7 separate regions of the Homo sapiens genome follow, and regions 1, 2, 3, 5, 6 and 7 are each linked to region 4. A link is a loop called in an ENCODE intact Hi-C map of the cell type or tissue named here. Cell type or tissue: endothelial cell of umbilical vein. All regions are shown on one strand. Each heading gives the region's core, and the rest is flanking DNA. Links, peaks and the distances in the headings are about the cores only.

Region 1 (4,451 bases), core at 231-4,230, 210 kb before region 4:
GGTGAAATTTGGTGTTAGTCATGCAATTCAGGGAAGACTTTAGAATACAAAGGATTTACTGACATGATTCTTTACTACTTTTATGTCTGGTAGTAGATTACATATGTCCATTGGAAGATTACATAATCAAGGCTGAACAACTAAAAGGTTATTCCCTTCAAGAATAAAATTTTGAGCCATCTTAACTAGGGAAGACCCTTAGGTAGCCAAGCAGTTGGCTGTGGGAAAGGGAGGACATGGAATTATTGGTGGAAAGAAGTGAAAAATATAAATTGAAGCCTTGTAATGGATTATAAATCCATTACTGTAGTACCTGTACATATTTTAATGTATATATTAGTCATGTTTTTTTCTCCCTTTCTGTCTCTTAGTCTTATGTGTTTTGATATTAGCTTTACAATTTACTTATAAATCAAAAAACATCTGAATGAGATCAGAAAGACAGAATAACCTTTATTAGTACCACTTTTGCTGTATCCCATACATTTGGTATGTTGCATTCCCATTTTCATTTGTTTCAAGAAATTTTACATTTCCTTAATTTCTTTATTCATACATTTGTTATTCAAGAAAATGTTGTTTAATTTCCATGTGTTAATACAATTTCCAAGGTTTGTCATATTATTGATTGTAGTGCATTTATTACATTGTGCTTCAAAAAATGCTTGGTAGAATTTCTTTATTTTTGAATTTATCGAGACTGTTTTGTGGTATAACTATGATCTATTCTGGAGAATATTCCATGTGCTGACAAAAACTGAGTATTCTACAGCAGTTGTGTGAAATAGTTTCTAAATGTCAGTTAGGCCTGTTTGGTCTAGTATGTAGTTTAACTTCAAAGTTTCCTGTTTTTCTACTTTTATATTAGGTTCAGGGTATATGTGGAGGTTTGTTACATGGGTAAATTGCATATTGCTAAGGCTTGGTGTATGAAAGATCTCATCACCAAGGTGGTGAGCATAGTACTCCATAGGTAGCCTTCCCACCCATGTCCCTCTCCCACTCTCCTCCACATCAGGCAGTCCCCAGTATCTATTGTTCCCATCCTTGTGTCCACATTGCAGTATTTGGTTTTCTGTCCCTGCATTGTCTTAGGATAGTGGCCTCTAGTTGCATCTATGTTGCTGCAAAGGACATGATTTTATTCTTTTTTATAGTTGCATCATTTCCGTGGTGTATTGTACCATATTTTCTTTATCCAGTCCACAGTTGATGACAATCATGGTTGATTCCATGTCTTTGCTATTGTGAATAGTGCAGTAATGAACTTTTGAGTGCATGTGTCTTTTTGGTAGAATGATTTATTTTCCTTTGTGTATATAACCAACAGTGGCATTGTTAGGACAAATGGTAGTTCTATTTTGAGTTCTCTGGGAAATTTCCACACTGCTTTCCACAGTGGCTGAACTAAGTTACATTCCCACCAGCATTATTATAGAAGTGTTTCCTTTTATTTTTCAACATTGCCAGCATCTGTTGTTTTTTTGACTTCTTAAAAGTAGCTGTTCTGACTAGTGTGATATGTTATCTCATGGCTTTGATTTGTATCTCTCTAATATTAGTGATAATGAGCAATTTTTCATATATATTTTCATATATTTGTTGGTGCATGTATGTCTTCTTTTGATACATGTCCTTTGCCCATATTTTAATGGGGTTATTTGCTTTTGCTTGCTGATTTATGTTCCTTATAGATTATGGATATTAGACTTTTGTCAAATGCATAGTGAGGGTGAACAGATCAGACTTTCCCCAGTTCCATAGGAAAGTCAGCCCTGTTCTCTCTAGGTATGGCAGCCTACTCAGGCTAGAGACGTCCCTTCCTTAGGAGCTGTTCAGGGTCTGGAAAGCATCCTAGTGCTTGGCAACCCCATGTAGGGTTCCCAGATTTCTCCCCATTTAGTCTTGGCATCTGGATCAATCAATATTGAATAGATTCAATATTTCAGTTGAATCTATTTGGTTTTCTCTGACTTTCCTATACCTGAATATTTATATCTTTCTCAGGGTTTGGAAAGTTTTCTGTTATTCTTAAAAATAAACTTTGCATTCCTTTTTCTTGCTCAGTTTCCTCTTGAACAGTAATAATTCTTAGATTTGGTCTTTTGAGGTTTTTAAATATTTTGTAGGCAATCTTCGTTCCATGTCATTCTTTGTTCTTCCCCCCTTCACTCTGTATTTTCAATTAGGTTTTCTTCAGGCTCACTGGTTTTTCCTCTGCTTGATCTATTCTGCTGTTGAGAGCCTCTAAAAATTTTTCAGTTAAGCAAATGTATTTCTCAGCGCCAAGATTTGTTTGATTTTTAAAATTATTTCAATCTCTGTTAAATTTCTGTGATAGATTTCTGAATTGCTTTTATTTGTAATCTTGTAGACTACTGAGTTTCCTTAAAACTTCTATTTTGAATTTTTGGTCGGAAAACTCTCATCATCTCATTAGCATCAGTCATTGTTTTTTTGCTTTTCCAATTGAAGAAGTCATGGTTCCTTGTTTGCTGTTATTTATTGGGGATGTATTCCTGTATCTTTGCATTTAAGGATTAATTATTTATTTGTCTTCTTTGTCTGGCTTGTTTTGGGTTTTATTAGATACATTTGCTTAGAGATTCTTTGCAATTTCCATATTAAATTTTTTTCACTGCCTTATTTTTGGCACTAGGTGGAGCCTTAAACCCAGGTTTCCCTTGGCCTTAGTAAACAAAGCAATGCCCTTCTCAAAGTGGGGGTTCCCAAAGGTGTGGGAAGGGTAGCTGGAAGTTTGTGCCCAGAGGACCTGTGGAATATACCTCCTACACAATAGTGCTTCTTATATGTTATTAAATTTTCTCTTGCTGCGTTTGGATCCTATATTTGTTTTGGGCCTTTGAGAGCCACTCTTAGTAGCCACTGATTTGACATCCCCTTTGGCCAAGTTACAGAGCAGTTTTGAGGGCTAAGGATGATAGGCTTACTTCTCCCTCTGTCTCCTCTGTCCTCAGGGATATTTCTCACTTCAGGCTCTCTTATTCTTCCCAGGGATTGAGGCAGGGACAAGTCGCTGTCTGCTTTGAGTTTTTGTTGCTTCTCTGTGGTCCTAAAAATTGTCTCATTCTCATAATGGGTTCTTGGATATTGCTGGTCATAATATTGATGCTGTATATTTCTTTATGGCTTTCTGTGGGGGAAAGGGAGTAAAGCCAGATTGCTTCTATGCCAACATTTTAAAATCAGAAGCTTTCAATACTCAATTATTGTTTAGTAATCTCCCACCAACTGTCTTAAGTCTGTGGGTTCTCATTTGCTCACAGATAATTCTGCTACAAACCTCACATCTGCCTGCATTTCTGGCTGCAACTATGTGCAAAGGATAATGGCATATCTTCTATCTCCCAAATATAGTATGGATATCTTTTTTTGGTAAATTCTATCTTAGAAAAATACAGAGAAATGGATTTAGCAATGTAGTTTCCTAAACTTTCTGTGCAGAGAATAGATCTTAGAAACATGGAGCAATGATACTTATTTGCCATGCCCAAAATGCTTCTTTCAGTTTCTCAAATGTTTTATATTTCACTCCATCAGAGGACCTTTGCACTTGCTTTTCACACTTTATGAGATATCTATTTCCCAGAATTCAGTATTTGGAATTCCTGAAGAAGAATAAATAAAATGTACAATATATTATAAGGCATAATTGAAGAATTAATTTTACAATAATGGATGACCCAAATTTATAAGTCGAAAAGACATCCCAGGACAAATTGGGAATTAATAACATATAAAAATAACCTGGTGAAATTTACTGGCCTTTTAAAATTATTTTAAATATACAGAATTCTAGGGGCATCAGACTTTACCCTCTCCTCCAAAAATTCCACACAAAATTTAAAAGACAATCTACTTAAGACGGGGGAAGAAACAAGGTGACCTCAGAATTGTTCTAAGAAGTCATTATATGAAAAGATACTTGCACACGCATGTTTATAAGCAGCATAATTCACAATTGCAAAAATGTGGAACCAACCTAAATGCCCATCAATCAACGAGTGGATAAACTGTGGTATGTGTATGTATATATGTGTGTGTGTGTATATATATACGTATATATATACACACATATACACACACACATATATATGTGTATATATATGCGTATATATATGTGTGTATATATATGCGTATATATATACATATGTGTATATATACATATATAATATATATCATGGAATACTACTCAGCCACAAAAAGGAATGAATTGATGGCATTATCAGTGACATGGGTGACATTGGAGTCTATTATTCTAAGTGAAGTAACTCAGGAATGGAAAACCAAGCATTGTATGTTCTCACTCATAAGTGGGAGCTAAGCTACGAGGATGCAAAGGCATAAGAATGACACAATGGACTTTGGGGACTCAAAAGCAAAGGGTAGGGAGGGAGTAAGGGATAAAAGGCTACAAATTGGGTGCAGTG
Region 2 (4,451 bases), core at 311-4,310, 630 kb before region 4:
ATAGATTTCAACCTCCTTAAATACTTAGTGATGTAAGAGTCATATATAAAATGTTATCAGTCATATAAATATATATGAAGGATTTTTAAAAGTGAAGATTTAACTATAATAGTTACTTCATAATCAATGATGTAATAGTCAATGATGTAGGAGAACAAAGAGCATTGCATAGCTCCATATGGACTTCAGAGCATCAGTTTGTTTTTAAAAGGGGGCTACCTTATATACACATGTTTAGTTTTCAGAGATTAAATAAAATAAAAATTATCGCCATTCTGAATAGCAGACTATTTTAGCAATACATGTGTTGGAAAGTATATTTTATTTGGTAGATCAACTTCAGAGAACTAAACTCTCCAGCATAACCAGAGGGTTAGATAATATATTTACACCTGCAGTATTTCATTCTATAAATAATCTATAATGTCAAAAACTAGCCTTGATGGGGCATTTACATTTTATGAATAGCTAAAATGTTACAGTGAACATTTTCACATTTTTATGGCATAGTATAAACAAAATATGGGCTAATACATAATTATTTTTGAAGTTCAAGGAAAGGGATATATAGATAGAGTATAGAGACACAAAAATCAGAAATACTATTTTTAGCCATTTTCACACATCCTTTTACTTCAACCTGTTAAATGATTAAAAAGTGAAATGAGCATTTACGTATTTCAAAGTGGGTAAACACGCTAAATAATAATTCTTGAAATGTTCACTCTTTCAAAAAATAATCTCTTCAATCTTATGGAAAAGTGGTCTAGTGTACTATTTCAGTTGTTTTTATTTTATGTGACCAAAAAAAATACGCTTTAGGGTTCAATTACTGATTCGTCCCACTTTCTTTTTGAACTAAGGGCACACTTACTATCTCCATAAACAGCTAAAATGTTTACAGAGACCAGTAAAACCTATGTCAGATCGTAACACATTTTTGTTCTTGGGAGGCTTTGGGCCTAAATCCCACATTCTCTAATCAGATAACTCAATAAGAACAAAGATGGAAAAGATATAATCCTGCATTTAGATATGTGAACATCAAAATTTTTAAAGCCAAAAGCAATTGTGCACATATTCTTAAAAAATTATCTTATTCCAAAATATTTGTTATTTTTAAAACAAGACTATCTGTAATTCAGTTGAAGTATCATTTCAAAATGAAACAAACAATAATGTGGGAATTATTATATGACTACTTATTAGAAAAACCTCAGGAGAAACTTAGAATAGTTATTTAAGAAATCCCTAGGTTCAAAATGAAATTCAACTTTTACAATGTTGAAGGAACTAAAACTCAGACATTTGGTTAAATTGAAAATACACTAACACATATAATTTTGTAATATAAGGAAAATGCAAAATGTTACTAAAAGGATAAATCGACAGCTTATTACTGAATAATTCTGATATAGAGATGATAAATCAGATCAGATAAAACAACTGCAAACTGCATGCCTGTCCCTGATGTTCCCTCGGCTGGTTGTGACGACATGTCTGCTCTCACCATAGTTCACAGTTCACAGAAAACATTTAAATAACACAACTGAATACTTCCACTGACTAAAATGAACTTTCTTTAAGAAAATAAAGGGAGAAGAGAATAGATCAAATCTTGCCCCACCTCTTTTTTTTTCTTCCTTTTTTCTTTTAGTGAAACTGACATAAATTGTTGAGGAGCACTACAGCGCCACCAACACAGATCAATGCAAAACAAAAAAGATCTCCCACCGTGTGCAAAAAGAAAAAAAATTAGAAAAATGCCAAAAATTACAAAATGTCTCCCAAATGTACCGTATAGGAGAAAAACAAGATAGACCTGCAAAGATTATCTAATGAAGAGCTTCAAAGAAATAATATCATAGACTACAAGTTGAGATCTGATCAGCAAATAAAAGATCCACTATTTAGTAACAGCCATAACTTAATATAAACCCGGTTATGTCAACCTCCACCTTCATTATACCAAGGGCAGCTTTTCTGTAGTTTGTATCCAAGTAATCTATCAAGAGAACCACAATAGGTCCATTTAAAAAAAAACTATATCCATAGTTTGCCTGCTGATAATTGAGTCCTGGACAAATTAGGTAAGACATAATTTTTATAAAGAGGATATGCACATATTTGGCATTGCCAACATTACTGGCACAAAACAAGTCCATCTTGAAATATCTGAGTTCCTCTGTAGTTCACAGTAATTAAAGTATAATTTATATTATAAACATTTAGCTTTAACAATGAAAAAAAAAACTATTTTTTTTTCTTTTGGTAAAAATTAACCAGGCAAGATTAGGTAGAACGTGCAGAGATCAAAGCTAAAGAAAAATACAAAGATTGGTTTTGTTAGAAGAAACACAATGAAAATCCTTTTTAGCCGGTGGCTCTTTCAAAGACTGACATAAATGGTGAAAATTACAAACTTACCATTAGTGCAGGCAAAGAAGACGGCAGTTCTTGAAAAAAAATTGTAACAATATAGGCTGGATACTTGTGTCCCTAGAAACAACAGCCTCCAGGCAGCATATGGATCTTCCAACATCTTTAAAATGTTTGGTAAATAAAAAGTAATACTTTCTTCCATGATCGGTGGCCGAATGGGGTGGCTTCCCCCAGGATCTGTGGGCTTTTGGGGGAAATCGGAGAAATATCCACAGAAGATTAAAAGCAGAGGAGGCAGCACAGCCAGAAGACTCTGGGGTTAACAACTTTGCGATGGCAAGCAGGCGAGCGCTGATTGGCTGGGAGGGCAGTGTCCCTACAGTCTGCACTATCCCCCGCTGCCCCCGCCTCCTGCAGCTCGGAAAAAAATGCAGTGTGTGTGCCATTTTACACTGGGCTTTTAAAAGCACAGCCACCAAAATGACAAAAGTCTAAGCTCGCTATGAAGTGACACTGCAAGACAATAGCACCCACGGCTGCCTGTGAGCTCGGGGGAATGCCCCTTTTAACATCTGAAGGAACACTCTGGCTTCTTGGATGTGGGGTTTTTTTGTTTGTTTTTTGTTTTTGTTTTTTTTTTTTTAAAACAGCATTATCATGTTTTTCTTGAGCAGATTGTTGATCCTTTTCAACCACTCGATAGATCCTCTGCATGCAAACCTGGCCATGTAAAAACGATGTCCATCAAAATATTTTTTCGATTTGATCTCATGAAGGTACCTAGAGAAGCCAGTCATCCTGGAACAAAATTCATGACTCCTTTAGCTCCGAGATCTTTAATTCCTTGGGAAAAAAAATATAATTTCTTACTCACAGTAACTACGATGTGTGCAAAAAGTAAAATAAAATAATGAATTTAGCGGTTAAATGAAAACAATAGGCATATTCCCTCCCCCTCCCCCGCCCCCCTTAAAAACTGTTTCAAAAACCTTTACTGGCTGACAGAATTCTACCACTCTGCCTTACAAACAAAATGGCTGTGGTACTGAGTTTTTTAGGATCCTCCCACTGTGCCTCCTCCTGGCCTCCAGGAAGTGATAAAAATCCAAAATAAATACAGTACTGAAAGTACACCATTGAGTCTGAATTCGGGGGAAACCTTTGGTAAGAGGGTCTTAGAAATGTGCTGGTCATTATTAGTTTTTTAAAATTGTTTTGAAAAGAACATCAATCACTAGAGATTTACTTGACTGTAATTCGAACTTCCTGCTTTACATATTTATAAGGTCTTTCACCTATCTTGGCAGGCTTTCAAATTAAGTGGGCTGGGAAATTTGATGCTCGGTCTCTAGTTGTGAGCTGAGTCAGGTATTTGGTGGTTGCAACTGGGCTTTTAAATAAAGACAAAATCTAAGACTTTAAAAAAATGAACGTTAAACAGACGCAAGACTATGTTTGCTAATGTAAAGTCAGAAAAGTCGACAAAGATCGTAATGTGTCAAATACTGCATACATGTGTCAACATATTCAGTAAAAATTCTTTGCCCACTAAATTTTCTAACAAGCCAAGAAGAGAACAGGGTTTAAAGGAACTGGATTAAGAAAGGGGTGGGGAATTATCTACATTCTTCACAACCTCTTCCCCTCCCCACACACACCACACACATACACACACATGCACATATACACACACATACACATACATATACACACACACACGCACACACGCACACACACACACACACGTTGGTCTGGTATCCCTGCCTGGCACTTAATAGGTAACATTCTTAGAAAGATATAGCTAGGGTGACTATGAATTTATCATCTAACACAGGATACTTTGAGAGTGAAAAGGGCTAATTATAGGACAGCTGGAATAAACAGAGCCTGTCCATGATAAGCCAGGAGGTAGAACTCACTGTGTTTTTAGTGAGACCTCCTTGAACTTTCACTAGACAGGTTGCCTACCGCCATGGGGCCTGGGCCAATTTAGATAGCATTTGAGCTAGACCCCTCTCTGGGCCGCGTCTCCTGCGTTTGTTCTACTGCCAAGTGAAGTAGACAATCTG
Region 3 (4,451 bases), core at 120-4,119, 120 kb before region 4:
AAACCTTGACCTGAACACCTGTCTTAGGCCATTCAGGCTGCTATAACAAAATGCCATGAAGTGGGTGGCCTGTAAACAACAGAAATGTATTTCTCACAGTCCTGGAGGCTGAGAAGTCCAAGATCAAGGCACTGGCACATTGGGTGCCTGCCGAGGACCCATTTCCAGGTTCACAGACGCTGTGACCCTCTGTTTCCTTGCTGTGTCCTCAGATGGTGGAAGGGACAAACAAGCTCCCTCAGTCCTCTTTAATAAGGGCATTAATCCCATTCCTGAGGGCTCTGCCATCACCCAAAATGTGTTCCATATCCAATGAGCAGCTGCCTGGCCTGCAGGACAATCTGTGGTTAACGAGCCCCAGGACAGGACACCTCCTCAACCTGGCTTCCAGCCCTCACCGGATGGGGACAAGATTTAAGAAAAAAAAAAGCACAATAATAGATAAAGCCCGGGACAAACTAGAAAACTTCAGGAGTTTATCTGTGGTACTGGAATTTCAAGGAGTTGAGGACATCATTACATCTTTCAATTAAACTAGTTACTTGGGACCTATCAGGGACATGAAAGTTCTATTCAATGTCTTTTTCAAGAGCCAAGGGTGGTGTATTCTAAGAAGTAAAACACATGCCTTGGGTGTTATTAGTAAAATCTGTTAACTCTGAAGGGAACAAGGAATGTCCTAGCAAGGCGCTACATTTTGACCTTAGTCTGTGTGGAGATAAGTGATTTTAATACTTTGGGTGTCTGTGATGCAAGAGATTCCTAGAGGGTTTGTTTGATGTGAAGGGGACAGTTTTCAGATTTACAATAAATATGAAGATGAAGCCAGTTGTTGACCAGGACATCCCGTGCTGACTGCCTTAAGTTTTGGCCAGCGGTGGTTTTGGGGTCCTGTCCTTTTTTAGGGATATCCTGGCTAAGGGATGGAAAGCAACAGCTTTCCGTAAGCTTCACCAGGGATGATTAGCAGTGACGTTTGCATGGTCTACGACTCCCATTACTGTTCACTCCATTAACCCCAAGGGGATTCCCAGGCAGTCAGGGAGTGTGGGGGACGAATGAGCTCCTGGCATTTGGCAAGGGACTTGGGCCAGAGAAAGCTGCCCACTCCGACAGGTGGAAGTATCAGGGGCCCAGGTTTTAATCCATCCTGCCTTAAGGAGGCCTAGGTAGCTGTGCCAACCTTGTAAGCTGCAGTTTCCATGACGCAAAGCATAAGGGGCAGCTGGGTCTGGAGGGTAACAGGCTCAAGGACTCTCAAAGTCTCCCATTTCCAAGACAGCCCAGTAGGCAGCGATCCTTTGTTGTTTTAATGGTGGATACCAGGAGACCAAGGGGGTAATATCTTATATCAGCAGCTCTGGGCAACTAATGGCCATCCTAAATGGTCCAAAGCCTCCAGGAGGCATTGCAAAAGGCTGCCAAAGCTTCTCCAGGGGAGTTTTTTGACGCCATTCACAGGAGTGTCTAATGACTTTAAAGTAAAATTTGTAAATGAGGAATACATTTCCACCAGTACTCAAAAGTACTAAAGTACTTTAAAGTATTACATGAATCTCCTGGAGGAGGACATCCTCCCCCCGCTCCTGGAGAAGGGGGATGTTGCTAAGATCTTGTCCGCAAAGGTCATGTGCAATAACAGAGCCAGGGAGACCTCCTAGGCTGTCTGGAAGGCTGCACTGGGTCCCTGCAGAAGGGGAGGTAAACTGAAGCTGAGAGGCAATGGAAATAGGCACTAAACAGAACCCTCAGCCAAACCCTTAAGAGCAAACGATTTACCAGGTAACTGAATAAAATTAGCAATTTAAATGAATTAGGTATTGACTATGTCAGCCCTAATGGATGGGACCACAGCATTAAGGTTGTAGTAATCCATCATCATGAGGTGCCCTTTCTATATGTGTGTGTGTGTGTGTGTGTGTGTGTGTGTGTGTGTGTGTGTGTGTGTATGTATTTATAAATTTTTTTTTTTTCAGATTTGGAAACACAGAAAAATTGGGCTGTTGAAAGCAGCAGTGAGGATAATCACCTCTTTATTTATTTTATAAAATTAGTTTTAATCATTGAATGTCTTGTTTCAACTTATATTGGATCACATAAATTATCTTAACTGGAGGTTCACGGGGTTGCATTTTACCAAGTTTTTAAGTGCCAAAGACTTACTTTAATTGTTTATTGTGTCAGAGCTTCCATCTAGGCCCAATATAGTATATTTTACAGCAACAGATACATGACTATGAGAAACTTGGGCAAGGCTACAGTTAAAGTGAGGCATACTCATTTTAAAAAATTTCATATGTAGTTATCTTCTCAAGCTTATGGGAGCAGTGGAATTTAGTGGAATCCCCAGGCTTGTAATTTGAGCGCCAGCTTATTAAGTTCATGAATTTTTTTCAATTAGTGCATATTAACCAATGTTAAAGTTAGAACCTATGTTGTAGAAGCATAAAAGCCTTTGTTACATAAATTCTTCAGTATATAAATATATGAAGTTTTAATTTCTAACTGGATTTGATTATGGAAAATACCTAATATTTAATTATATATTTACATCAAAATATTATCTATAAACATATTATTTATCTTTTACTTTCTCCTGTATCCAGAGGTTTGTTCATAAGTCAATAGGTGATCTGAGGCTAGCATTATGTTTGCTACACTGGCATTAGCTTAGTCCTTGAAGTTCCTCTTTTTTTCCCACTTTTGACTTGTAGCTAGCTGCCTAATGCGACAGTCTTTTTTTCTTTCCTATTTTTTTTCCTATTTTTCTTTCATTTGTTTTAGGTTTTCAGCCCCCTGAAGCTGAAGTTTTCTTAGTCTCTGGTTGATAAGAGCAACAGAGGGAGGCGGGAAGCGGGCACTCTCTAGTATGGCTGCTCCGCCCCAAGATAATCAGTCCCTTTTTTTCCTTTTAAGTAAAATCTTTAGAATAAATTGTAATTCTAGGTAACTAAAGAAAAAAACTTTTGTTCCCTTTCCTCTCTTTGGACGTTTTACCTGACAAGCCCCTGCTGGACCAAGTAGTGCCCTGTGGCTTTGTCCTTTCAGATTGTTACCTAAAAAAACTGGGGAGGGTACTGGCCTTGTGGGCAGCTGCTTCCCTTTCCAGGGTGTCCCACTTGACCTCTGAGGGTCAGAGAGAAGAGGAGCAGAAGGAATGTGGCAGCGAGGGAAGTGCCTACCTCAGCAGCACTGCCTCCTCCAGGGCACCATGAGGATTCACATGTGGAGTCAGGGCTGGGCAATTTGATCCTTTCACTGCTCCCAAGTCACCCCTACAGTGAAGCCCAGTAACACCCTCTCCAACCATAACTAAGGGGAAATCTTGACTCCCCTGGAGCCTGTTGCATATATCCAGTTTATTGGTTTTTGGTGTTGAGTCGTATTAAATTGTTTGAATATACAACAATTTGTGCATTCACTTGTCGATGGACATTGGGTTGTTTCCAATTATTGGCTATTATAAACAGACTTGCTAGGATCATTTGTGTAACAATTCTTTGTATGGACACTTGTTTTCACTTCACTTGGGTAAATGCTCAAAAGTAGAATGGCTGACTCAAATGTTAAGTCGTATGTTTTAACTTTTTAAGAACTGCCAACTTGTTTTCCAAAGTGGTTGCACTAGTTCACATTCTCACTAACACTAAATCACAGTGCCAGTTGTTCCACATCCTTGGAAACCATTTAAATTACAGCCATTCTAGTGGGTGTCTAATGGCATCTCATGATTTTGTCTTTCCATTTGCTTGTTTTTTTTGCCATTCATCTTCTCTGGTGGAACATCTGTTCAAATATTTTGTCCAGTTTAAATCTTCTAGGGGGGTCTTCTTATTCTTGAGACTCTAAGTGATCTTTATGTGTTCTAGATAAAAGTCCTTTATCAGACAATACGCTTTGCTAATATTTTCCCCACTATGTCTTGCCTTTTCATTTTCTTTTTTGCAATTAAAGCCACTTTGTTTCAGTGGCATTAATTACATTCACAATGTTATGTGACCATCTCTGTAGGGAAAAGAAAGAGAGATCAGACTGTCACTGTGTCTATGTAGAAAGGGAAGACATAAGAGACTCCATTTTGAAAAAGACCTGTACTTTAAACAGTTGCTTTGCTGAGATGTTGTTAATTTGTAGCTTTGCCCCAGCCACTTTGCCCCAGCCACTTTGACCCAACCTGGAGCTCACAAAAACATGTGTTGTATGAAATCAAGGTTTAAGGGATCTAGGGCTGTGCAGGATGTGCCTTGTTAACAAGATGTTTACAAGCAGTATACTTGGTAAAAGTCATTGCCATTCTCTAGTCTCAATAAACCAGGGGCACAATGCACTGCGGAAAGCTGCAGGGACCTCTGCCCTTGAAAGCAGGGTATTGTTCAAGGTTTCTCCCCATGTGATAGTCTGAAATATGGCCTCGTGGGATGAGAAAGACCTGACTGTCCCCCAGCCTGACA
Region 4 (4,451 bases), core at 237-4,236:
TAAAAATAGAAAAATAGGCCGGGCATGGTGGTGTGCACTTGTAATCCCAGCTACTCAGGAGGCTGAGGCGGGAGAATCGCTTGAACTCAGGAGGCTGAGGTTGCAGTGAGCTGAGATGGCGCCGCTGCACTCCAGCCTGGGCCACAGGGCGAGACTCTGTCTCAACAAACAAACAAAAAGAAACTTTACCAAGGGAGTTGTAAATAGAGGTTTGTTTTCAAATTTCATTTTCAAATGCAGCAATATTTATTTTGCTGTCGATATTGTTAGAAAGTGTGTAGGAGAAAACTGAATGTTGTTAGAATATTTAAAAATATGCAGCAGTCTCACAAGCTTCAGTAAGTTTTAAGTTCCTTTGGGTGGGTGTGATAGTTATGACATCAATTGAAGAATACTAACTGTAGAGTATGTTAGACAAAATACACACTCAATGGATGTTGATTAAAACCATTCTTACTCCACTGTTCGAAGCAATTCAATTGTTGTTGTTGTTTTTGTTTGTTTTTGAGATGGAGTCTTGCTCTGTCACCCAGGCTGGAGTGCAGTGGCGCAATCTCAGCTCAATGCAACCTCAGCCTCCGGGGTTCAAGCAATTCTCCTGCCTCAGCCTCCCAAGTAGCTGGAATTACAGGCACACACCACCACGCCGAGCTAATTTTTGTGTTTTTAGTAGAGAGACGATTTCACCATGTTGGCCAGGCTGGTCTTGAACTCCTGATCTCAGGTAATCCTCCTGCCTTGGCCTCCCAAAGTGCTGAGATTACAAGCGTGAGCACCATGCCCAGCTGAAATTCAATATTAGAGTCAGGTTTGAAGCCCACTGTCAGCATCATTGTACTGTTGATTTAAGTATAGTTCTATCCAGAAGAAGAATAAACTAGATGTCTCCGTAAAGTAACTTTTAGTCATGTTTCTCAGCCCTGTCTGGATTGCCAGGGCATTTCTAAAAGGGGCCAGGCACAGTGGCTCTTGCCTGTAATCCTAGCACCTTGGGAGGCCAAGGCAGGAGGATCACTTGAGGCCAGGAGTTGGAGACCATCCCGGGCAACATAGCGAGACCCCGTCTCTAAAATAAAGTAAAAATAGGGCCAGGCGCGGTGGCTCATGCCTGTAATCCCAGCACTTTGGGAGGCCGAGGTGGGCGGATCACCTGAGGTCAGGAGCTTAAGACCAGCCTGGCCAACGTGGTGAAACCCCATCTCTACTAAAAATACAAAAAATTAGCTGGCTGGGCATGTGACGGGCCCCTGTAATCCCAGCTGCTTAGGAGGCTGAGGCAGGAGAATCGCTTGAACTCAGGAGGCCAAGTTTGCAGTGAGCAGAGATTGCGCCATTGCACTCCAGACTGGGCAACAAGGGCAACAAGAGAGAAACTCTGTCTCAAAAAATAAATAAAATAAAATAAAATAAAATAAAATAAAATAAAATAAAATAAAATAAAACAAAATAAAATAAAATAAATAAAATAAAATATAAAATAAAATAAAATAAAATATAAAATAAAATAAAATAAAAAATAAAAATAAAATATAAAATAAAATAAATAAAATAATAAAATAAAATAAAATATAAAATAAAATATAAAATAAAATAAAATAATAAAATAAAATAAGCCAGATGTGGGGTTGTGCGCCTGCAGTCCCAGCTACTGGGGAGTCTGAGCTGAGAGGATCGCTTGAGCCTGGGAGGTTGAGGCTGCAGTGAGCCATGAGCCATGGTCGTGCCACTGTACTCCAGCCTGGGCAACAGAATGAGAATCTGTCTCAAAAAATAATTTTAGAAAAGGGTGGCAAAGGCTGTATGGCCTTTGGGAACAGTCTCATTGCTATTCACCTTGATCATGTCTTCCACCTGCACAATTCCCACTGCCTTTCCCACCGGCACTCCCCTTAACCCTGACTGCAAAAAATTAATGAATGAATTAATTAAAAATTAATACATTATAATCAATATAGTCTCACTTTATAACACTATCATTACCACCTTCATTATCTGTTCCTGCCACTATTTTTCACCTGGACAAAACACAAAGACGTCAATCAAGCAACAAAAAACTCCAAAAAAACCACACAAAAAGCAAAAGTACCCGTACCCCAACTCAGTAGTCTGAAAACCCTTCCGGCATTTTTCAGTGGACTACAGAGCGATATTGGGCATACCAATTGGTGTTTCCTTTTCTAAGTTCAGAAGACAAATAGAAATGTATGAGCCACAGTGCTTAGTTTTTCCATATTGTGGCTCTCATTTTTCCAGCGGGATGCAGAGAAAGTAGTTCTTGTCTGTCACCTAGTGGACAAAAATGGATTTGCGCCTTGCCACTATGCTCTGGTAGCTAAACTTCAGAAACCGCATTGATTCAAATAAAGATTGTTGGATTCTATGAGATGATTCTACTTTCCGAGCTTCAGAGCTCCACAGGTTGAAAAAAAACAAGATGATATAATGCTGAAGACTTGTTGCAAAACAGAACAGGAGTTGATGCAAAATCAAGATGGGAAGAAAACCACACTTACAGAACCACGTAATAAATAGCTGTGCTTGGTGAGGGAATATTATTGTCATTCATATGAGTCAATTGCAATCAGAATACTATGTGGAGCAATGGCTTTAAATGGCCCCATCCTCCAATAAAGCAAAGCAAACAAGAACGTATTGCTGACTTTCAAATGAGCAGAAGTTCTTGTAATCCCCCTGCTAAAAAATTTAAATGAACTTTAACCCAACTCTTTCCCTTGTATCTAGTAAGTCATCTAGTCTTACCAGTTTTTTTCTTACTGCTACTAAGAGTGAGCAATAGATGCTTTTCCATATCAGTTTCCATCTTAGCTCTGACCAGACTACACACTGTCATTAGATTCATCTTCCTTAAACTTGTCACTATTTTTTGAAAATACCCTAGAACTCAATTTCCCTTTCTTTCCAAATACCTCCTCCATCTGATTTCACTGTTACTTTAATCCAGTGTCATCCTACCCTTACATTTTCATTTCCCTGGCCCATTGAAGAAGTGTTGCTCATTGCAGCCTTTGAGTCTTCAGATGGGGTCCTGTCCTTCCCTCCCTTTGCCAGATGAAGCCTTTTCATCCTGTAGGATCCAGCCCAGCTGTTGCCCCTCCATGTCACTCTCCCTTGTCTGAGTAATCCTATGAGGGTTATAGGTTATATTCTATAACTGTGTGCTTGTGCAAATACTTGTCAAATGGTTTACTATTGATACACAGGCTTCAGTCTCATCTTATCCAAAATCTATTGGGAAATATTCCAGGCCAGATACCATTTCTTATCCCTTTTCAAGCCCTCATCGGGGTCTACATGTTTGGGAGCACTGTGAGCTCAGTAAGATACTTGTCGATTGGTTTTCTTTATCAGCTCATAATTCTGCAAGGAAGATGGAGCTGGTATTGTAATTCCTGATTTACAAACGAGGACGCTGAAGCCCAGAGCATTTTCAAGACTTGTTCTTGGGAATGGCAGTGCCAGGACAGGAGCTCTGGGTATTTCCTCCTTGTCTAGTCCCCTTCCTGGTGCACCCCACGGTCATCATACTGATAGAGTGATGCACTAAGCCTGTATTTATTTTCAGATCGATTTCTAGATAACGAGCACAAGCTCATATTGTGAGGAGCAGCTAGACAACAGATGATAATCAGGGTGTGTGCTTATGCAGCCTGGGTGGCAATTTCAGTTCTTTCTGGGTGGCGATGCCACACTTTCAGCCCACACCCATTTGTCCTTTTTGAAAACCACAAACGAGTGCTTGGGCATGTATGACATTCTCCGGCACAGCCCTCTGCACTCATCCAAATACCTGAACTGGCTTGTTTACTCCTTTAAACCACAGTGGCTCCAACTGCTTCCTGCCCTCCTAGCCTGCTGGAAGGTCTCCTGTGGTTTTGGAGCTCACAGGCACATGAGGAATAATTAAAAACCACTGCCATGCGAAAGGGTGTTTTAACGAGTTGTCAGTGAATGACCGGAGTCGGGAAGAATTTCTAGGTAGTTCCTCCTCTGGCCACAGGATGGATTCATTTTCCATCTGGAATTGCACCATGAAGCCTCCTTGGATGCTTTTGTTCTTCCATGCCTGGCTTGGGCCCTGAGGCTTGGGTGTGCTGGGCAGGAGCACAGGGTAGTAAAATGAAAATATCATGTCTACACTCAGGGAGTTCAGAGGGATGGCCTTGATGAAATCAGTCCATTAAATACCTAGAAAATAGATGTTAACAAGATTGTTATGCAATGCTACTGATTTAGAATGATCGTGTGTATTAATCAAACAAAAGCAGTAGAGAGAGGCATAAATTGATTGTTTAAGGAAAATCTAAATGCATAGTTGTAACAAGTGACTTTTATTTTTTCTTTCTGCTTTGAGACAGGGTCTTGCTCTGTCGCCCAGGCTAGAGTACAGTGTCTCTATCACAGTTCACTGTAGCCTTTATCTCCTTGGCTCA
Region 5 (4,451 bases), core at 63-4,062, 71 kb before region 4:
GTGTTAAGTATTCCTCAACACCATAAAACCTACCAATGGTCTCAGCCCATAGAATCTCTATCTCCATTATCTCCTGCGGCTCCCAGGGGCCCAGACCAGCATATCCAGATGCCTCAGTTACCTCAATGCTGAACATTCGTTTTCAAAAACCTGATCAAGTCATCCCTCTGCTAACAATGCGCTTCATCAGTTTTTATTTCTTCAGGCTAAGGCCAACATCCTGCATAAGGCCCCAAATAGATTTTTGAGCTTGTTTTCCTATTATCTCTCTTTTTTAAGAAAATCAACTTCTGCCAGGAGCGCTGGCTCACGCCTGGAATCTCAGCACTTTGGGAGGCTGAGGCAGGCAGATCACCTGAGGTCAGGAGTTTGAGACCAACCCAGCCAACATGGAGAAACCCCAGCTCTACTAAAAATTAGCCAGGCATCGTCGTGGGTGCCTGTAGTCCCAGCTACTCCGGAGGCTGAGGCAGGAGAACTGCTTGAACCTGGGAGGCAAAGGTTTCACTGAGCCAAGATTATGCCACTGCACTCCAGCCTGGGCAACAGAGCAGGACTCCATCTCAAAAAAAAAGAAAGAAAAGAAAAGAAAATCAACTTCTATGCATGCAATAAGTAAAATACTCAGTTTTAATTTCCTAGAGTGTCCAGACCCCCCACCTCTCCCCCAACAAAAAAAAAGAGGGCATAAGACAAACTGAAAAAGTCTTGTCTTCTAGAACCTCTAACCAAAAAATTAGGTAATATTCTATATACTAAATACAACTACCCCAATTTCCTACCATTAGGTACATATATAACTATTTTCTCTGAATCAAAGCTTTCACGATGATATGAATCTATATCTTTGATTGGTCAAAGATGGCTACGGCCACTGGTTGCTGACTTGATCCCTTAACTACTTACTGCTCTTGGACTAGCAGCCAATCTAATAATTATATATAAGTATCTGTCCCTCCACAAGAAGAAATACTCAAAAAAGCAAATTTATACAAAAAAAGTTTAGGTTTAATCGTTATTGGAAAATGTAAATTAAAGCAACATAAGATGAACTAGCAAAAATAGAAAGTTTTTTAACCCAACAAAACTATAGCAGATGGCTGCGAGAAACCAACTGGTAGCTCTGTGAACTGATACAACTTTTTGGGAAATAATTTGACAATTTATATCAAAAACCATAAAAAAATTTCTACCCTCTAATAATCCAGCTACTGGGAATTTACCCTAAGGAAATACTTAAATATATAAAAGGTGACACACATATACACACACATTCAGTATAGTACTCTAGTATATTCACAAGAGCAAAAATGTAAATATCCTATATCCAATAACAGGGAAATCTAACTGCATCAAGTTTAGGGACTTATTAGTCATTGCAATAATAAAATGCAGCAACATTTAGAGTTATAGAGGGCCAAGTGCAGTGGCTCACGCCTGTAATCCAGCACTTTGGGAGACCAAGGCGGGTGGATCACGAGGTCAGGAGATCGAGACCATCCTGGACAACATAGTGAAACCCCGTCTCTACTAAAAATGCAAAAATTAGCTGGGTGTGGTGGCATACTCCTGTAATCCCAGCTTCTCAGGAGGCTGAGGCAGGAGAATCGCTTGAACCCGGGAGGCGGAGGTTGCAGTGAGCCAAGATCGCGCCACTGTACTCTAGCCTGGCGAAAGAGCGAGACTCCGTCTCAAAAAAAAAAAAAAAAAAAAAAAAGAGTTACAAAATAATTTTGGATGTAAAGTACACAATGAGAAGAACGTGACTTTCTCAAGGCAAAAGAAAAAAAGATGAGAAGAATATAAAAATAATACTAATAGTTTCATATAATCTGAAGATAACAAAGAGTTATATGCACAATATAAAGACAATGAGGGCCATTTGTTTTTTAAACTGTTAGGGTCTTCTTTCTACTTTCTTAATGAAAACAACTGTAGCACAATTTAACTGTGCAATTATTTTTCTTGACAAATTTCCTTTAATATGAAAAAAGTTCACTGAATTCCAAGTTAACACTGAATATTTCTTTTACAGACCTCCATCTTCAAGGGCTTACATTCCAGGATGCTATTCCCCTGGCTCAGAGAGAATGCTTTAAGTTGTGCTCTGAGCACCCGAGAGAAAAGAGTTAAGCGTAACGTGAAAAGTCATTCACTTCTGCAATCGTGCTCAGCCCAGCAGGCTGTTATGCCTGAGCTTGCAGTTTTGCTTACATATCACTTGTGACTGTATCCAAGAGACCAGCAAAATCTGAGTGTCACAGAAGTGTGAAATGCCTACCAAATTCACCTTTCAAGGCCTGTCTAAAAGGTTTAGTGTGTAGTAAATCCATTAGACTATAATTCTAAGCAAGTCAAATAATGTTATCACGATTCCAAAGCTATGACAACAGACACCTGAAACATTAAAAGTTCCTGAGGAAATGCATTACTGTGATGAATGAAGCATGCAGGCAGTTTCCACACAAAGGGAATGGAACAAATATTTGTTCCATATATGGACAGATACATGTTTCTTCAGGATACAACTCAGGCTGTTTAATGATCACTAGAGACTGCTTTGAGAAATCTGTCAACATATCATACAATTTAGACAATCACCACTAAGATGAAGTTATTAGGTAACAGAAAATGATTCCTAACATTCGGAGCCACACTACTTTAAATGTCACTGTCCTTTCCTTCTATAAACCTTGACAAGGCAAAAAGTCAACCTTCTGAAACCCTTGTGCCTCCGGAAGAGCTCCAAACCCGGAAGCAGGCGAAACAAGGCTTCAGTGTTGAAGAACAGCTGAGAGAACAAGGCCAGCAGCTGGAAACAGTTTAATGACAGATGTCAACGATCCTGCGACTGGCGACTGGCGGGGCACTGGCAAGAAACAGAGAGGCACTGCCATTGGCTAGTGATATCTGTAAAAGGCGAGGCTTTCTCTCAGGGAAAGGGAAAGGCTAGAGGATGACTCCAATTAAGAACACAGAAGAGCTACAGGACCAGGGGGCGGAGAGGAGACCACAGTTAGAAGTGGCCTGAGGGAAGCAAGCCACAGAGACCCGGACAGGAAAGGAGAGGCAGAGGGCCAGGGAGCCTCGCTTTCAATGCTGCTGGCCTTCCCTTCTACCGGTACTGGGTGCCCCCTGCACATGCGCATGGAAGGGGAAGGAACAGGTGCCCAAGTCCTACGCCACAAAGCTCCCAGGACAGCACTTCTCTAAGTGGGCCTAGAGAACAACTGCATTGGGTTTACCTGGATGCCCTAGGCTTAAAATCCACAATCCCTGAGCATGGGGCCTGGACTCCAGGTGATTCTTATGCTGAGAAAAGGACCTGAAGGGGTTTCCTCCCAATGGCATTCCATATAAAACAGAGTATGAGGGGATAACAGGGAAAGATGCCTTTCAGTTGCTGTCCTAATTCTAACGCTTGTCTCCTCTTCACGGTCAAAGACCTAGAAACAGTTGTCTACACTGGTCTCCATTTCCTACCTACCTTCCCTCTCCTCAACCCAGTACCTTCATGTGTCATTTAACAAAGAAAGAGCTCTGAGAAATGCGAAGGCAATCTCATCTTTGTGCAACCATCACAGTGCACTTACACAAACCGAGATGGTGTGGCCTCCTACACATCCAGGCTCTACGGTACAGCCTATTGCCCCTAGGCTACACACCTGTCCAGCACAAGACTGTCCTGAATACTGCAGGCAACTGGAATGCTGCAGTAAGCATGTGTGTATCTACGCACAGTTAGACACAGAAAAACTACACAGTAAAAGTATGGTACAAAAGATTTTAAAATTGATGCACCTCTATTACCATGAATATAGCTTGCAGGACTGGAAGCTGCTCTGGATGGCTGGGTGGGTAAGTGAGTGAGTGAGTGAGTGAGTGAGTGAGTGAGTGAGTGAGTGAGAGGGGCAAGTGAGTACACTGCACAGAACACACACTGAACAGGACATTACTGACATTACTATACACAGTACTGTGGACACAAATACACACTACATTAGCCTAAAGCCTGCACAGCTGCCCTGGGTCAGGATCATCAATGTCACTGTCTTGCGCCTGCATATCCTGTCTCCAATGACACATGGAGCTGTCATCTCCTAAAAGATCTCCTTCTTCGGGACCACTTCCTGAAGGACCTGGACCTGCCTGAGGCTGTTTTACTTTTTCTGTAAGGAGAGATACTCTCTCAAATAACAACAGGCTGGGGGCGGTGGCTCACGCCTGTAATCCCAGCGCTTTGGGAGGCCAAGATGGGCAGATCACAAGGTCAAGTAATGGAGACCATCCTGGCCAACATGGTGAAACCCCGTCTCTACAAAAAAATACAAAAATTAGCTTGGCGTGGTGGTGCGCATCTGTAGTCCCAGCTACTCTGGAGGCTGAGGCAGGAGAATCACTTGAACCCAGGAGATGGAGGTTACAGTGCGCCAAAATTGCGCCACTGCACT
Region 6 (4,451 bases), core at 274-4,273, 660 kb before region 4:
TAATCCCAGCACTTTGGGAGGTCGAGGCGGGCGGATCACCTGAGGTCAGGAGTTCAAAACCAGTCTGGCCAACATGGCAAAACCCCGTCTCTGTTAAAAGTATAAAAATCGGCCGGGCGCGGTGGCAAGCGCCTATAATCCCAGCTACTGGGGAGGCTGAGGAAGGAGAATCACTTGAACTCGGGAGGCGGAGGGTTGTAGTGAGCCGAGATGCTGCCACTGCACTCCAGCCTGGGCAACAGAGTGAGACTCCATCTCAGAAAAGAAAAGAAGAAAAATCTAAATTATTTCAGCGAATAAAAATTACCCGTAAAATTTAACAAGCACTGATACTTCATTGAGCTCAGCTCTGACTTCAGGTTGTAACTCTTGGGACTGTCCAAAGTATTCACAGAAGCAAGACTTAACTAAAGTCTAAAGTGTACTGTTGTGCTGTCTTGCTTTAATCAAGGCTTTCCCCTTCCTTGGCTGCTGAACAAGAATTACAAATTAATTTCCAGGGCAGGGTAAAACCAACACCCCAATACTTGAAAGTATTATCTGTAAAACTTAGAAATAAAAATAAAACCAAAAGACAAGATTCTGCAGTCACAAGTACTTTAATTTTTAAAAACAAATCACTTATTAAAAAATAAACAAATGGCCATGCTACTCTAAAGTTGATACAAGTAAAATAAATTAAGAGGTAGTGTCTCATGAGACAATGTGCTGAAAGTCAGTGCCCAACTAGACAATCTGAGCTACTACATACACTTGGCTTATCTGTAAAGTTAGATTTAAGACACTACTCTCAAAAGTAACATTTCACTGTCACAGCTATTTCACTTTAAAAGGTTAAACAACCCAAAGAGTTTAAACAGTTTTATTTCCAAAAACAACATTACAGAGCATAATTTCTACATTAAAAATTCTTACAGTACCAAGAGAAGTATTACAGTACAATTTTCCACAACAAAATTGTAGCACACAAATCCACGCGACTCCTGGACTTCCTTGAACTGTCAATACACTGCACCCTGTTTAAATGGCTGTACCTGAAAACCAAGGTATGCAATTCCTTAGGATTAGAAGTCATCAAGTTATACTGTCAAGGATCTGGGGGAAATGAGAGGAAGATTCTATTATCCTGGTGTCCGAACCCAACTTCCACAACAAGGTAAAGCCACAGCGATGGTAAAATGTCTATTAGTTGTCAACATTTACGTGCTGAAACCCACCCAATTTAGACATCTCAATATTAAGATTTCTGTGAATCAAGTCACTTAGTTTTAGTTCGGTTTTGAATAAGAAAGGATCCTCCTTCGAAATTTAGATCTATAAAAGTTACTTAAATTGGGTCTTTTCTCCCCCTATGTTGAGATACCAGAGAGCAGGAGAACTTAAATTTATTTTACAAATAGGTAAGGTTACAGGCTTCAGAAGAGAGAGGTACTCCAAACAAATCTGCAAGATATTCGCAAGGATCACAGAAAAAGTCAGGGATAGTGGTTTATTATCCTCCGACCAACTAGCTCTGGAGAGGGATGGATACAAACGTCCCAGAAAGAGGACACTGAAAGTAAGTCTTATCTTCTAGAAAAGTAAGTCGTCCGGGCAAACACGCTGCACCCTCGACATTTCCTTGCAGAGGGGGAGAAAAGCCTCATAGAGCAGCAGGCGACATGACATGCCCGTCTGAGGCTCCACGTGGGGGCTGCACTGAGCCCAACAAGCTTCCCAGACCATGGGGCAATCAAATTCCCCGACTGTGCACAGAACCTGCGCTCCCGGCCCGGGCAGCGGCGCGCAGGCCGCAGTGGCCCTGGAGCGCCACCCAGCGGCCCACGGAGAGGCCTGTAGGCGGGTCCTCCACGGCTCCCGACTCGCCGCACCCCCACAGCCACCCAGCCCGTTCCCCTCTCCGGATGCACAAGGCCCAACCCAAGAACTAAGACACAAAATGGCTGCCGGCAGCTTCGTCACGTGACCCCTTTGTGCCTTTCGGGCCCCCGAACTCCGCGGGACCCGGGTACAAGTGGCCAGGGTCAGCGGGTGGCCTTAGAAGGGGCCCCGCTGGGCCGCGGCGGCCGGGGGTCGAGGCTGGGGGAGGCGGGGTATAGGCCCGGCCGGCGACTGAGAGTCGGCGGCGAAGAGAAGATGGCGGCCATTTTGTGTGGGTTTGCTGCTCCGCCGCCGCCGCAGGCAGCAGAGGGAGCGGGCCTGACGGTGGGTCGGACAGGGGAGTTAACACGTACCGACTCCTCTTCCTTCTCCATTCCGGTGGGCATCTGCGGCACGGCCCTGTTTATCGAGGCGTATTCGTGCAGGTCGGGCAGATCCTCACAGCGGAAAACCGGCAGCGGCTTCGAGGCGTCTAGCGCCCGCGCCCGAAACGACAGTTTACTCATCTCAGGCGCAGCAGATACCTCTCCGCTCTGGGGAAACGGCCCCGGCCAGCGGGATCATGGAGAACCGGGGGTTCGGTCCCCACTCGCCAACCGCTGCCGGGGACTTGAGGGGCGGAGCGCAGAGCCCGCCGTCCGGGCACTAACACCAGCCGGGAGGGTGGGAGGCTGTGCCGCTCCGCTCCTCTCTCGCTCGCTCTCTTCAATACGCCATGGCCAACATGGCGGACATTAAAACTCCACTGTGCGCTCTTCAGCCAACCCCAGCCATTCCCCACACTGCATCGCGCAGCGGCGCGGGCACGCGGGCGGGGGGAGGGAGCGCGGGCTCGAGGCCGGCGCCGGCACGAAGCGCGCGTCCCGCCAACCCCCGGCACCCGCCGGCCTCGCTTCCCGCGCCTCGCTGCTCCGGGCCCCCGCCCTTCGCGGGTCCGGGGGCGGACAGGGCGGACTGGGCGCTCGGACACCGGGCGCCGGCTCTTGGGTCGTGCTCTCCTGCAGCGCACACGCTCACTTTCTCACGCTCGCTCCCTCCCGGCGCCGCTTTCTGACGGGCGAACAAGGTGCGGGAAAACTCTCTCCACCAGCACGCCGCCGTTTGGAAAGGCAGCTGGGGAGAGTGGCAGGCGGGGCTCGGGCCCCGGGCACCTGGGGCTCGGAGGGCTCGGACCTCTGGGGTGCTCGCCAGCGGCTGCCCCGGGGCCACGGCCGCCCCCACGGGGCTTCGGAGGGGCGCTCCAGAGGCGCCGCGCGCCGCCGTCTGCCGCGGGGGGCGAACGCACAGCCTAGTTCCCGCGGCGCCTTAGGTCTTTACGATAAAAATACAAACTGAATTAGGGGCAGATGCTACTTTGAGTAAACTTTTATCAGCAGTTATTTTTATGTCCTAATGCAACTTTGGATTATAATGTTTTATAGGCACCGCATCAAGTCATTGATCCGTTTCCCACGCATTGGGCTTAATATAAATGATAGGTATCCTATTCTACAAAGTAGATTTTTTTAAATCCTGCATTTTCATCTACACATATTTACTTTTTAAATAGTAACTGAAGCAAAGGAAATTATTACCCACCACTATAACATTTAAAAGCAAGATCTACTTCAGAATTTAAAGCCAGTTCTTTATATCTAGCTCATGATTCTGTACTCAAAGAGACTGCGGCTTCATCATAGCCGTGGGTTCACACTTTCATCATTTGTCCTCTGAAAAACTTTGTAACATTGAATCATATAAAGACCTGTCGTACTCCCGCCAAACAAAAAGCTGAATTATTAGATTTAGATGGATATGATAGATGGGTGGCATCGGTTTATATTACACATGAAAATGGGTATCCTGAGATCTCTTCGTTGTTGTTGTTGTTAATAGGGAAGATTGTTGGGGTGGGTTTAATAAATTGGCAGCCAAATTTCAATTCGAGTTTCAATTTGTATCTTAGTGCACAATTTTGTATCTTGTGCAACAAGATACAAAAAGATACAAAAATGTTTTGAGTTGCTTTTCTCCCTGGGAACTACGTAGTAAAAGTAATCACGCTCCTTAAATACTGGGCTTGATATGAGCTGTCACTAGCTTAGGGCACACAGGCAAACTGCTAGCCTCCAGGCTGGTTTAGCCAGCTCCCGCGGGGTAGGGAGAAAACAGGACGGATTGCAGTTCTCCAAAATTATACTTAAACTCCGATATTGGCAGCTCACTTAAGTGAGGCATAAGGACGTTCACCTGCATTTCCTACACAGAGACCGTGCCTTTATTCATTCAATGAGTATTGAGGGTGTGTATTGAGCCCTCATAGCCTTCCAAGTCAGCTTGGCACCCACAGGGCTCCTGGAGGAGCTTACACAGTGGGGAGAAGGACCCGCGAATGGCAACTGCCACACGGCGAGCTAAGTGTTATGGTGGAAGCCCAGGCCACTGTGGGAAGGGGCAAGAGTGGCGCCCAACCCAGGAGAGTAGTTCTAATGAAGTAGCAAGGGAAGACTTTTTGGAAGAGATGATATCTGAGTAAAATTATGTAGGATAAGTGTGGGTTAACTTTGCAAAAAAAGTAAAAATGAAGGGAA
Region 7 (4,451 bases), core at 121-4,120, 300 kb before region 4:
GCTTCTCTAGCTTTCTCAGAGGCCGTCTGTTGGATCTCTAATTTGCCCCACCAGGCATCTTTGCCTGAGAGTCTAGGCCTAAAGAGGAGGACCACTGGTGTCCCTCAGAACCAAAAAGCTTATGTAAACAATCCGCTAGCATTCTCTGAGAGTGCCCCATGGTGTTGGACAGCACTTTCTAAGACCCACTGATAGGGCTGGCAGAGTGCACCATGGGACAGTCAGACTCTTGCAAATGATCCACTAGTATCCCCCAAGAGGTCTCAACTCTAGCATCTCCCACAAATGCCCTGGGGATCTGCATGCTTTTTGCTTTTCCAGAAAGGCATTGTGCTTAATTGACCACCCTGCTCACAGTCATTTGTTACCAGGGGAGCTGCCAAGTGTGAAGGTGGTCAATTAAGATAGCAAGCGAGATTGAAGGTAACAATTAAGCCTTTATTCACTTACTGCAACAACATAAGCAAGAGTGTAAACATGGAAGGTCACTGACTCCATTAATGTTACATTTTCCCACAAAAAGACATTGGGCAAAGGTAGGATGTATCAGCATAGATGGGAGGGTAACTTCTCACTGTATGTACAGCCATGTGTACCATATCATAAACCATATATATTCATCCACACATAGATACACATAATTATATACCATAATTGATATTATACCATTGTTTCTGGTGTGTGTGTGTATATATATATAAATATATATATACATACACACATATACATGTATATATGCATGTGTGTATATATATACATATAACTGTGTGTGTGTGTATATATATATGTTCATTCAGCCAGTCTCCTGTGCTTAAAAATCTCAATGGTTTTGAATACTTTGCAATTACAAATAATGCTGTAATGAATGACCTTGAACATATGCATTTTCATTGTTTGGTCTATGATTATGTATTAACCTAAAGTATAAATAACTTAAGGAAAGTAGAGACTAATATAAAACACATTTAATATCTAGGAATATTTATGAAATAATAATACATCTTCAACATACATTGAAACTTTTCTCACCATTTTCATGTCAGAGCTAGCATTAAGGTAGTTTACTTATAACTTTATAAGATGAAAGAAAATGTTGCTTCCACTTGTTATAAATTTGAACTCTAGGATTTCATAGTAGATTTGTTTTTCTAGTAAGGGACTAAATTTCTCTCTTAACATAGCTCATGATGAAGAATCAGGTGAAAATCCTATGCTTAAACATCAAGATTCAGTGTCAAAAATCCAAGTGCAATTAGAGATTCAAGAAACTTCTGAAGGAGAAGGACGTAGCAGTAAGTATAATGATGATAGCTATTTTATATTATTTTAAGTAAATCTCAAAAGAACTTTTTTCTTTGGTTCATACTTACGTATTTGAGAACATATATTTTATTGATAATTTATACTCTGTAAATACTCTAACATAACTCAAGAAAGAAAACAAAGATAATGATATGTTTTGGTTAGAATTTCTTGTCGTAATATTATTACACAACTTAATTTATGCTCTCAGTATCCATCTCAGGACAATAATAGGCCAATAATTGTCTCACAAAAGATGGGTACCTCTCATCTGCTGCTGGCCATTTATGGGCACCTCTGATCTGTTGTAGTCCCAGTCAGTAGGCAGAAGTATTGCCGAGATCTGTAACTGAAGCAACAAATGGAAATCAGAGAGGTACAAGGGCAGCCAGGGTGGCCAGTAGAAGGATTTCCAGGGTATCATGCTGGTCAAGGCCCCATTCAAAGGTAGTGGTCTTTATGGTAACCTGATAGAGGATGCTGTCTGATCTCTGTGGCTTGAATGTGAGCATGGCAGCAGATGAATGGTCCCATTTATTGCTCACATTATTTTTACTTTTCGAGTCAGAGCTGGCCAAAAGCATCGACAATCATCATCTCTGGAATGGAGCACCATAGCCTTTACAGATTACACCATAGCCTTTACGGATTACACCCAGGAATTTCACTTGGGTTTTAGGTCCTTGTGCCTTTTCCAATGATAATGGCACAGTACATGCTGCACGTGGGTGAACAGAGCATCTGGTTCCTTTTGGGTAGTGTCCTTGTCTGAGCTCACTAGGATGATTTCATAAACAGTTCAGAAAGTTAATGCTTCTTCCAGGAGTGGAACTTTGTCCAGGTCATAACCTATGCATTGATACAGATAGTTGGGGAATTTTGGAAGCCTTGTGGAAAGATATTAGTGGTTTATTGTAACCTATCCTACATAATTCTAACTAATCCTGATCATCCTCTTGGAGAGGAATGCTGAAAGGACATTTGCTATGTCAATTGGTACATACCAAGTTCCTTCATCCTGGACAACAGCCTCTGTAACTGTCACAATGTCAGGTTACCATTGGTGCCAAAGGTAGCACTTATGCTTTTTAGAACCCTTATCAGTACAGAGTTTAGGCACCTGAGGTCTTTCACATAGGCCAGATGAGTCTATTGAATACAGAAATAGTGTACAGATAGTTGGGTTCTTAAAGCTTGGCAATGAGGGAAATTATTCCCTTTTTTATCCCCAGAGTGTTAATACTGGTTTTGGTAGACATTGGTACTACGTGCCAGTAGTTTGGTAGGTCATGATCTTCCACATATCCCACGAAATACCTGGACTGCAGCAAATCCCATCAGGAGGTGGGTGTAAATGCTAGTGTTGGTTCATATAGAAAATGTATTTAACTAGTAATATATTCAGTAGTAGAGGCCATGACAATAGGGGTTTATAGTGGCCCAAAGGGATCTACCCCATAGTTGGTTTAGAAAGAGGTCCTGTTTGTGGTGACCTCAGATTAAAAACTAGAAAGAATTATTTGTTTCCTCCTCGTCCTCATGTCAGGGATTGTGAGGATCACAGTAATTTGTTGACCAGTATCCAAAAGGCCCAAGAAATGTCATTTTTTCCCACCCCCACTTCAAACTTTGTCCTAGGTGTAGGTCCTCAGTTCCCCACTGGGGACCTAGGGACCTTGTACTAACCCCTAGTCATGCTTATTTGTGAAAGATGAGAGATCTGGGTAAAAGTAGGAAGGGTCTGTATGTTAGATCCCACAATGTATCACTCTAAATTTCATAAGATTACTTCCTTCATCAAGGAAGCAAACTACTCAAGTCTCAAGATTCACTGAGAGGGTTAGAGAAAATAGCACTCATACTGTTCATAGTGGACATCACCATATGGACCTTAGTGCCTGGTGGGACCACCATGGCTCACTATCTATTGGGGGGCCCATCAATCCTACTCCTTTGAGACCCTGTTGTTTGGTGACCAATCTCATAGATCTCCTCTAGAAGGCCATTGCCTGGATTGAGCAGCAGAGGGCACATGATTGCCATTTTTTTGCCACTCTTTCCATTGGCCAGTGTTTGCTATCTGGGCAGCAGCCACGTTTTCCATGCTCAAGATTTGCCAGTTAATATCTGGACTATATCTGATTGACATGACCTTAGGAGGAGGTTTGATAACCAGCAGAATTGAAATAACTGAATCTAGAAATCTGAGTCTGGTCAACAATCTTATCATCTGTTCTTTTCACTCTCACTGTGCAACCAAGGGACTATCAGCGTGGCTGGCCAGGATACTGTAAGAAGCCCTTTGTTGGTTCTCTAATTTGAACCACTGTGGGAGTTTGGTTAGAAAACTGGGGGCTATATTCCCAGGCAAGATGGCCAAATAGGAACAGCTCCAGTCTGCAGCTCCCAGTGATACCAATGCAGAAGGTGGGTGGTTTCTGCATTTCTAACTGAGGTACTCGGTTCGTCTCATTGGGACTGGTTAGAAAGTGGGTGCAGCTCAAGGAGGGCGAGCAGAAGCAGGGTGGGGCATTGCCTCACCCAGGAAGTGCAAGGGGTCAGGGAACTCCTTCCCCTAGCCAAGGGAAGCCGTGAGGGACTGTGCCATGAGGGACAGTGCCATCTGGCCCAGATACTATGCTTTTCCCACAGTCTTCGCATCACGCAGACCAGGAGATTCCTTTGGGTGCCTACACCACCAGGGCCCTAGGTTTCAAGCACAAAACTGGGCAGCTGTTTGGGCAGACACCAAGCTAGTTGCAGGAGTTTTTTTCATAACCCAGTGGCACATGGAATGCCAGTGAGACAGAACCATTCGCTCCCCTGGAAAGGGGGCTGAAGCCAGGGAGCTGAGTGGTCTTCCTCAGTGGATCCCACCCTCACAGAGCCCAACTGAGATCCACTGGCTTGAAATTCTCGCAGCCAGCACAGCAGTCTGAAGTCAACCTGGGATGCTCAAGCTTGGTGGGGGGAGGGGTGTCGCCATTACTGAGGCTTGAGTAGGTGGTTTTCCCCTCACAGTGTAAACAAAGCTGCTGGGAAGTTCGAATTCGGTGCAGAACCCACCACGGCGCAGCAAAGCCACTGTAACCAGGCTGTCTTTCTAGATTCCTCCTCTCTGGGCAGGGCATCTCTGAAAGAAAGGCAGT

What was found. Peaks named below come from ENCODE experiments on the same cell type or tissue, not always from the same donor. Only the 100,000 strongest peaks of a DNase experiment are listed, where the experiment ranks them.
Region 1: a loop joins it to region 4, with 25 times the contacts of the local background. A loop is called at or near these places in 106 of 110 quality-filtered maps.
Region 2: it touches region 4 in a loop (9-fold over the local background); 21 of 110 quality-filtered maps call a loop at or near these places.
Region 3: a loop joins it to region 4, with 3 times the contacts of the local background. A loop is called at or near these places in 16 of 110 quality-filtered maps.
Region 5: a loop joins it to region 4, with 4 times the contacts of the local background. A loop is called at or near these places in 24 of 110 quality-filtered maps.
Region 6: it touches region 4 in a loop (20-fold over the local background); 4 of 110 quality-filtered maps call a loop at or near these places.
Region 7: it touches region 4 in a loop (10-fold over the local background); 5 of 110 quality-filtered maps call a loop at or near these places.

The regions. Positions count from the first base shown.
Region 1 is chr10:32,793,114-32,797,564 of GRCh38, forward strand. The region is part of intron 30 of CCDC7 (coiled-coil domain containing 7); the gene reads left to right. Among named protein-coding and RNA genes, the nearest start is that of SNORA86, 110 kb to the right of the region's middle. In endothelial cell of umbilical vein, for the core only: a CTCF peak has its summit at 2,655 (motif pointing right); a DNase peak (open chromatin) is centred at 2,688; H3K27me3 peaks cover 227 bases.
Region 2 is chr10:32,376,064-32,380,514 of GRCh38, forward strand. It overlaps a transcript of EPC1 not described here. Among named protein-coding and RNA genes, the nearest start is that of EPC1-AS1, 31 kb to the left of the region's middle. RefSeq lists enhancers at 2,301-2,801, 2,802-3,302 and a silencer at 3,677-3,778. In endothelial cell of umbilical vein, for the core only: no CTCF peak of the experiment used is centred there; DNase peaks (open chromatin) are centred at 1,618, 2,008, 2,748, 3,538 and 1 weaker place; H3K4me3 peaks cover 3,335 bases; H3K27ac peaks cover 3,225 bases.
Region 3 is chr10:32,890,450-32,894,900 of GRCh38, forward strand. No RefSeq gene overlaps it. Among named protein-coding and RNA genes, the nearest start is that of SNORA86, 8.8 kb to the right of the region's middle. In endothelial cell of umbilical vein, for the core only: no CTCF peak of the experiment used is centred there; no DNase peak of the experiment used is centred there.
Region 4 is chr10:33,006,620-33,011,070 of GRCh38, forward strand. All of the region lies in intron 2 of ITGB1-DT (ITGB1 divergent transcript), which reads left to right. Among named protein-coding and RNA genes, the nearest start is that of ITGB1-DT, 26 kb to the left of the region's middle. In endothelial cell of umbilical vein, for the core only: CTCF peaks have their summits at 2,303 (motif pointing left) and 4,024; a DNase peak (open chromatin) is centred at 2,282; H3K27ac peaks cover 305 bases.
Region 5 is chr10:32,935,862-32,940,312 of GRCh38, forward strand. The region is part of intron 1 of ITGB1 (integrin subunit beta 1); the gene reads right to left. Among named protein-coding and RNA genes, the nearest start is that of ITGB1, 20 kb to the right of the region's middle. RefSeq lists an enhancer at 2,700-2,789. In endothelial cell of umbilical vein, for the core only: no CTCF peak of the experiment used is centred there; a DNase peak (open chromatin) is centred at 2,510; H3K27ac peaks cover 1,161 bases.
Region 6 is chr10:32,344,529-32,348,979 of GRCh38, forward strand. EPC1 (enhancer of polycomb 1) reads right to left here and starts at 2,630. Exons shown (of 14, transcript NM_001272004.3): 1 at 2,235-2,630. The coding sequence starts at 2,387. EPC1-AS1 (EPC1 antisense RNA 1) reads left to right here and starts at 2,836. Exons shown (of 2, transcript NR_104163.1): 1 at 2,836-2,947. RefSeq lists silencers at 1,661-1,940, 2,611-3,080, 3,091-3,220 and enhancers at 2,161-2,260, 2,281-2,340. In endothelial cell of umbilical vein, for the core only: a CTCF peak has its summit at 1,823 (motif pointing left); DNase peaks (open chromatin) are centred at 1,833, 2,273 and 2,633; H3K4me3 peaks cover 2,718 bases; H3K27ac peaks cover 1,922 bases.
Region 7 is chr10:32,710,439-32,714,889 of GRCh38, forward strand. It overlaps CCDC7 (coiled-coil domain containing 7), which reads left to right. Exons shown (of 44, transcript NM_001395015.1): 26 at 1,182-1,292. Among named protein-coding and RNA genes, the nearest start is that of SNORA86, 190 kb to the right of the region's middle. In endothelial cell of umbilical vein, for the core only: no CTCF peak of the experiment used is centred there; no DNase peak of the experiment used is centred there.